2 separate regions of the Homo sapiens genome follow, and region 2 is linked to region 1. A link is an interaction called in ENCODE POLR2A ChIA-PET data of the cell type or tissue named here. Cell type or tissue: GM12878. All regions are shown on one strand. Region 1 overlaps COMMD1 (copper metabolism domain containing 1). Region 2 has its middle 150 kb from the start of MIR5192.

Region 1 (4,000 bases):
TGATATGGTGGGATGAGAATGGCACTTTATCTCTGCGTTCTTTCTCCCCAAAACACATAACCTTTGTCTAACCAGGAGGCAAACATCAGGCAAATCTCAACTGAGGGACCTTCTACAAAATACCTGGTCAGCACTCCTCAAAACTGTCATGAATTAGGTGCTTATCAATCTCATGCATAATGTCACATATTTGTTATGTATGTGTTTTTAGTATTTTTCATCTTATAAAATTTCTGTTTTGTTTGTTTGTTTTTTAGTAGAGACTGGGTTTCAGCAAGTTGGCCAGGCTGGTCCCAAACTCCTAACCTCAAGTGATCCGCCCGCTTCGGCCACCCAAAGTGTTGGGATTACAGGTGTGAGCCTCCGCACCTGGCCCTTATAAAATTTCATATAAGTAGTATACTTATATGAAATACTACTTTATATATTTGTCTGCAATTTGCTTTTTTTGTTATTATTGTTCAATTTTGGTGTTTGTGCTTTATCCATGCTGATAGATACAGTTCTGATTTGTTTACCATATTCTAGTCCATTGTTTGGCTGTCACTATTCACTTTTTTATTTCAGACATTTGGGTTAATTCTAATTTGTTGCTGTTATCAACATTGCTGCAATAACCATTTTTGTACAGGAACTCCTAGTCCCTAGGTACAAGGGTTCCTGTAAGGTTTTTACGTTGCAGAGGAGTTGCTTTGGTCTAAAATACATAAATCTTAAATTTTTATAGATAATGCCAAAATTTCATAGATAATCTCCAAAATGTTACATTTCCAACAACAGTATTTGAGAGATGCTGGTGAGGATGTGGAGAAACTGTATTCACTATCGTGGGGCATTTTATTTTTGCCAGTATAATGGAAGGGAAATGGTATTAATTGTCATTGTCTTGATTATTAGGTTGAACTAATAAATATTTTCGCTTATTTATCATTTGGGTTTCCTCCTCTGTGAATTGTCTGTTCATATTTTTGGTCAGGTTTTTATGTTGTTTTTCAGTTTGAAGGAGTCGTTATATATTTTTCATACTGCTATTTTGTTAGTAGTATGCTTTGCATGTCAGTAGTATGTCAGTATGTAATAGTACGTAGTATGTCAGTAGTATTTTGCTTTTCAAAATCTCAGTCTTTGATCTGAATTTAAAGAATAGTATTTTTTTGTGTAAGAGGTTATTTTTATCTTTTGCTATTTAAAAAATCAAGTGCCATTTGTATATGATAGTACTTAAGTCTTCAGTTTGAATTCTAAAAATGTGTATACCTATATAATCCACACACCTGTCATCCCATCATCCTATCAACACCCCTGAAAATTCCCTTGTGCCTCTTCCTAGTCAACCCCACCACTGCCTCAAGTAAGTACTCTTCTGATTTCTGTTCTCATAGATTAGTTTCACTTGCTCTAGAACATCATATAATGGGGCTGGGCGCGATGGCTCACGCCAGTAATCCCAGCACTTGGGAGGCTGAGGTGGGCAGATCACTTGAGGTCAGGAGTTTGAGACCAGCCTGGCAAACATGGTGAAACCCTGTCTCTACTAAAAATGCAAAAATTAACCTGGTGTGGTGGCATGCCTTTGTAATCCCAGCTACTCAGGAGTCCAAGGCACGAGAATCGCTTGAACCTGGGAGACAGAGGTTGCACTGAGCTGCTGCACTCCAGCCTGGGCAACAGAGTGAGACTGTCTAAGAAAAAAGAAGTTTATATGATGGAATTATACAGTAAATAATCTGTATCTATTTTCATTTAGCATTGTATCTATGAAATTCATGCATGTTTTATCTATTAATATTTTTTTTGGCCGGGCTCGGTGGCTCACGCCTGTAATCCCAGCACTTTTGGAGGCTGAGGCAGGTGGATCACTAGGTCAGGAGTTCAAGACCAGCCTAGGCAAAGATGGTGAAACCCCATCTCTACTAAAAATACAAAAATTAGCTGGGCATGGTGGCAGGCGCCTGTAATCCCAGCTACTCAGGAGGCTGAGGCAGAGAATTGCTTGAACCTGGGAGGCAGAGGTTGCAGCAAGCTGAGATCGTGCCACTGCACTCCAGCCTGGGCGACAGAGCGAGACTCCATCTCAAAAAAAAAAAAAAAAAAAAGTTTGTTTTAAATAGGATATTTTTTAGAGCAATTTTAGGTTTATAGAAAAAACTGAAGGGAAAATACAGAGAGCTCCCATAAACCCTCTCACCTTCCTCCCCCTTGCAGTTTCCCCTATTAATATCTTGCATTGATGTGGTAGATTAATTGCAATTGATGACCCAATATTGATGTTATTATTAATTAAAGTCCATTGTTTACATTAGCGTTCACTCTGCTTCAGCTATTTATCTTTCTCTCCCTCCTCCTTCCTGAACCCCTGGCAATCACTGATCTCTTTACCGTCTTCACAGTTTTACCTTTTTTAGATTGTCATCTAGGTGGAATCATACAATATATAGCCTTTTTAGAATGGCTTCTTTCACTGAATTATATGTATTTAAGATTCTTTCCTGGCCTTTCATGGCTCGATAGCTCATTTCTTTCTTTTTTTTTTTTTTTTTTTTTTGTATTTTAATTATTTGACTCTAATTTTCCTCTTTGGGAACTCTTAGATAAGCTCATTTCTTTTTAGTACTAAATAATATTTCTTTGTCTAGATATACTCCGGTTTTATTTATCTGTTCACCTACTGAAGGACATTTTGGTTGCTTCTAACTTTTGGCAATTATGAATAAAACTGCTATAAAAAACCACATACGTGTTTTTGTGTGGATGTAATTTTTCAATTCATTTGGGGAGGTATCAAGGAGAGTGATTGCTGGATTTTATGCATATGGCAAGAGTATGTTTAGTTTCTTAAGAAACTGCCAAAGTTTTATCCAAAGTGGCTATTCCATTTTCCACTCCCACCAGCAGTGGATGAGAGTTCCAGTTGTTCCACATTTTTGTCAACATTTGGTGTTGCTTTTTCTGCATCTATTGATAGAATTATATGATTTTTTTATATGATCTTTCTGTAAATTTCTTTATAAGCACTGCTTTTGATGCATTTTACAATTTAGGTTGTATTTTCATTAAAATATTTCATTAAAACATTTAAATTATTTCACTAAAATATTTAAAAATTTCTCTAGACTTCTTCTTTGACCTTTATATTATTTTAAAATGTGTTGTTTAATCTCCAAGTATTGTGGGGTTTTTCAGCCATCTTTCTGTTTTTGATTTCTAGTTTAATTTCATTGAGGTCTAAGAGCATACTTCGTATAATTTCTATTCTTTTACAATTGTTAAGTTGTGTTTTATGGCCCAGAATGTGGTCTGTCTTGGTCGTTGTTCCATGTGAGTTTGAGAAGAATGCATCTTCTGCTACTGTTGGATGAAGTATTTTGTAAATATGAATTAGATCCAGGTGATTAGTAGTGGTGTTCATTTCAGCTGTGTTCTGCCTACTGGATCTGTCAGTTACTGATAGAAGGGTATTGAATTCTCCAACTATAAAAGTGGATTTGTCAATTTTACTTTGCAGTTCTATCGGTTTTTGCGTCTCATATGTTTTATACCAGTTAAAATGCATACTAGGGTAGCTTTAAAAAAAAGGAAAATCAGTCAGTTAATAGAGTAACTAAAAAAAAAAAAAGAAAAAAATACATACTGTCAGAGTGAATCAAAAGACAAATACCCAACTAACTATATGTTGTCTATAAAAAACCCATTTTAAATACAAAGAACATAAATATAAAAAAGATAAAGATACACCATGCTGACACTAACCAAGTGAAAGTGGGAGTAGCTACATTAATTTCAGACTGAACAGACTTCAGAGCAAGAAAAGTTATTAGGGATCAAAGAAGAGTATTACACAATGATAAAGAGGTCAGTTCTCCAAAAAAACATGTCTTTAATGTGTATATTCTTAACAATAAGCATCAAAATATCTGAGGAAAAAACTGATAGAACTGCAAGGAGAAATAGATGAATCCACTATTTATAGTTGAAGTCTTCAGCACTCCTATCAGTAATG
Region 2 (4,000 bases), 380 kb after region 1:
AAGAATTTTGGCCAGAAATATAGTTATAATTAAGCATTATCGGGTGTGGTGGTTCATGTCTGTAATCCCAGCACTTTGGTGAAGCTAAGGCAAGTGGATCACCTGAGGTCAGGAGTTCGAGACCAGCCTGGCCAACATAGTGAAACCCTGTCTGCACTAAAAAAATACAAAAATTAGCCGGGTGCGATGGCGGGCACCTGTAATCCCAGCTGCTTGGGAGGATGAGACAGGAGAATCATTTGAACCTGGGAGGTGGAGGTTGCAGTGAGCCGAGACTGTACCATTGCACTCTAGCCTGGGCAACAAGATTGAAACTCAGTCTCAAAAAAAAAAAAAAATTAAGCATTAATCAGGCTGTGCTTTGACTCACTTCTTTGTAACCTTAAGTCACTTATGTAGCACTAGACGCTTACCATTTACATCCCCAATGTTCCTTTTCAGAGGTTAAGACTTTTGTTTAAAAACTGCTTTAGCAGATTCTGAATTCCAGCAAAACAATGATGCCAACCAATTTAAAGACCCCCACGGAGGAACTGAATCAGCACAATAATACACTCTCCTTACCTCCGTGTCTCATCACTTCACCCTGCATTCAGCCAAACAATCTCCACACTTGGGCCCACTCCAAAATCCTTAAAAACCCTAGCCCCAAACTCCTCAGGGAGATTTGAGATCCCATTTGGCTGTCCTATGATTAAACCTCTTCCTCTGCTGCAACCTGGTGTGTCGGCATACTGACTTGCCATGCGCACTGGGCGATGACTTTATTAAGGTTAGAGTATCTTCTCTGTCATTTTTTTCTTTTCTGAAAATTTTACTTCTTTTTTTTTTGAGACAGGGTCTTACTCTGTCGCCCAGGCCAGAGTGCAGTGGCACCATCTCGGCTCACTGCAGCCTTGACCTCCTAGGCTCAAGTGATCCTCCTGGGCTCAAGTGATCAATCCTTCCATCTCAGCCTCCCGAGTAGCTGGGACCATAGGTGTGCACCACCACACCCGGCTAATATTTGTATTTTTGTAGAGACAGGATTTTGCCATGTTGTCTAGGATGGTCTTGAACTCCTGGGCTCAAGCAATCCTCCCGCCTTGGCCTCCCAACGTGCTAGGATTACAGGCACGAGCTACCATGCCTGGCCTGAAATTTTTACTTCTGGTTTTGCTTCTGCTTCCTTCCTTCCCTGCCCGACACATCATCATCATCCCAGTTATCCTTGATGTCTCCATCTTCTCCTTCCCAGTGGTCCCCTACCTTGTAGTGCCAGTGCCCTCCACACTCCACAGAGAATGAGTCCATGTCCCAAGAGTCCAAGTCCTCCCACCTATCATCACTGCTGCCATCTGAAGCCAGGTATGGCTGGGCCTGAAGGGAAGAGTTAGCGCAGCAGAGGTGAGAGGTAAGATGCTGGATTTGCTCTCGTTGGCTGGCAAGGGCCCTCAATGGTTGTGACTGGCATTTCCCTGATGGCTAGTGATGTTCGGCGGCTTTTCATATGCTTGTTTATTATTTTTTAAGTTGCATTGTCTCTTTTGATGAATAAGGTTATGCATCCTTGTATATGTTTAAGAGCCCTCTGTATGTTATTTTCTATGAATTGTTTATATCTTTTATTTGGTTTTCTTTTGGGATGTTGTTTCTTTTTCTTGTTTTCTTTCTTCCTTTCTTGGCCTTTTTGAAGAACTAACTCATAGATTTATTTATTAGTGCTAATTTTTATGTTTTGTAATTCATTTGTTTATCCTTTATTAATTTCTTCCTCTTGCTTTCCTTAGGAACGATTTTCTTCCCTTCCCCCTATAACTTTCTTGAGTTTTTTTGTTAAATGAATTTTATTATTTTGATTAAAATTATTTTTAACAGCCGGGTGTGGCAGCTCATGCCTGTAATCCCAGCACCTTGGGAGGCTGAGGTGGGCGAATCATGAGGTCAGGAGATCAAGACCATCCTGGCTAACATGGTGAAACCCCATCTCTACTAAAAATACAAAAAAATTAGCAGGGTGTGGTGGCACATGCCTGTAGTCCCAGCTACTTGGGAGGCTGAGGAAGGAGAATCACTTAAACCCAGGAGGCAGAGGTTGCAGTGAGCTGAGATCATGCCACTGCACTCCAGCCTGGGCGACAGAGTGAGACTCCATCTCAAAGAAAAAAACGTATTTTTAACATAGTTTTTCTTCTCTACGAACTGTTTTAGCTATAGTCTATGGGCTCTGATATATACGGTTTTTACTAACATTATTGTCTACTTAGGGGAGAAAAAAGCTTTTCCTCAGTTTTAGTACCTGGCAACCTGTCAAGAGTCACATTCACAGGAGAAAAAGCACACAACCATTTTTTTTTTTTTTTTTTGAGATGGAGTCTCGCTCAGTCACCCAGGCTGGAGTGCGGTGGCACGATCTCGGCTCACTGCAAGCTCCACCTCCCGGGTTCACGCCATTCTCCTGTCTCAGCCTCCCGAGTAGCTGGGACTACAGGCACCTGCCACTACGCCCGGCTAATTTTTTTGTATTTTTAGTAGAGACAGGGTTTCACTGTGTCAGCCAGGATGGTCTCGATCTCCTGACCTTGTGATCCACCCGCCTCAGCCTCCCAAAGTGCTAGGATTACAGGTGTGAGCAACTGCGCCCAGCCAAGGCATACAACTTTATCATGTTAATAATTGTACATGCACCAGGCTTCACAGAAAACAAGTGAAAAATCCAAAGAGATGATTGGATTTGAAGGCATATATACCATTTTAACATAAAGTGATAAACTATGGAGAAATGACTAGAAAAGAAAAAGAAGCCTTGGGCTTCTAAGGGGTTAAATTGTAGGAAGGTGATGAGAAAAATTCTGGGGGAAACTAATGGCAGATAAGGGTTGTTTATGCAGACTCATTTAGTGCTATCTCTAGAGATAACATTAATTTTCCATTCTCCTCTTCCTGGTATGGGTGGGGGGACCTTTACAAATGGGAATTTTCTTTGCAGAAAGGAAATGTATGTCCTGCTTGTAGTCAGATAGGAGGAAGGCAGAGGGCTCTTCCTGTGTCTGCTGCTTCAGCTCAAAAATAATCCTTATACCAAAGTTATATATTTTGAGGTACCATATCTGATCTCCTTCACTGAGATATTTTATACTTTCTTCTTTTTCTCTTCCTCCTTCTTTTTCCTTTTTGGACCTAGTGTTAAGTCAGGGAGAGTTATAAAAGTCCAAGTGGTAGGCCAGGCACTGTGGCTTACACCTGTAATCCTAGCACTTTGGGAGACTGAGGCGGGCGGATCACGAGGACAGGAGATTGAGACCATCCTGGCTAACATGGTGAAACCCTGTCTCTACTAAAAATACAAAAAATTAGCCAGGTGTGGTGGCAGGCGCGTGTAATCCCAGCTACTCAGGAGGCTTGAGATAGGAGAATCGCTTGAACCTGGGAGGTGGAGGTTGCAGTGAGCCGAGGTCCCGCCATTGCACTCCAGCCTGGGTGACAGAGCGAGACTCTGTCTCAAAAAGGAAAAAAAAAAAAGTCTAAGTGGTAAAGTTTGTTTGTTTTCTGGTTCTGTAATAATTTTTGTTTTATTACATCATGATTAGAGAATGGTGTCTCAGGCCAGGCATGATGGCTCATGCCTGTAATCCCAGTACTTTGGGAGGCCAAGGCAGGGGGATCACTCAAGCTCAGGAGTTTGAGACCAGCCTAGGCAACACAGTTAGACCTCACCTTTACTAAAAATAAAAAAATTATCGAGGTGCGTATGCCGGCACACACCTGTAGTCTCGGCTACTGAAGAGGCTGAGGTGGGAGGATCACTTCAGCCTGGGACTTTGAGGTTGTAGTGAGCTATCATCACCAATGCACTCCAGCCTGGGTGAAAGAGTAAGACCCTAGAGAAAAAGAGAGAGACAGAGAGTAGGGAGAGGGAGAGAGAGGTGTCTTTATTCCTTTTGCAATGTAACTACTTTTGGGATTTATTGAAGTTTTTGTGACATAATTACTGTGCAGTCAATTAATTTTGAAAACGTTC

Evidence for each region. ChIA-PET counts read pairs that join two places held together with the same protein. Peaks named below come from ENCODE experiments on the same cell type or tissue, not always from the same donor. Only the 100,000 strongest peaks of a DNase experiment are listed, where the experiment ranks them.
Region 2: POLR2A ChIA-PET joins it to region 1 with 5 read pairs; 2 of 35 experiments call an interaction of 5 or more read pairs at or near these places.

The regions. Positions count from the first base shown.
Region 1 is chr2:61,972,596-61,976,595 of GRCh38, forward strand. The region is part of intron 1 of COMMD1 (copper metabolism domain containing 1); the gene reads left to right. Among named protein-coding and RNA genes, the nearest start is that of COMMD1, 69 kb to the left of the region's middle. In GM12878, no CTCF peak of the experiment used is centred here; no DNase peak of the experiment used is centred here.
Region 2 is chr2:62,349,426-62,353,425 of GRCh38, forward strand. No RefSeq gene overlaps it. Among named protein-coding and RNA genes, the nearest start is that of MIR5192, 150 kb to the left of the region's middle. In GM12878, no CTCF peak of the experiment used is centred here; no DNase peak of the experiment used is centred here; H3K27ac peaks cover 688 bases.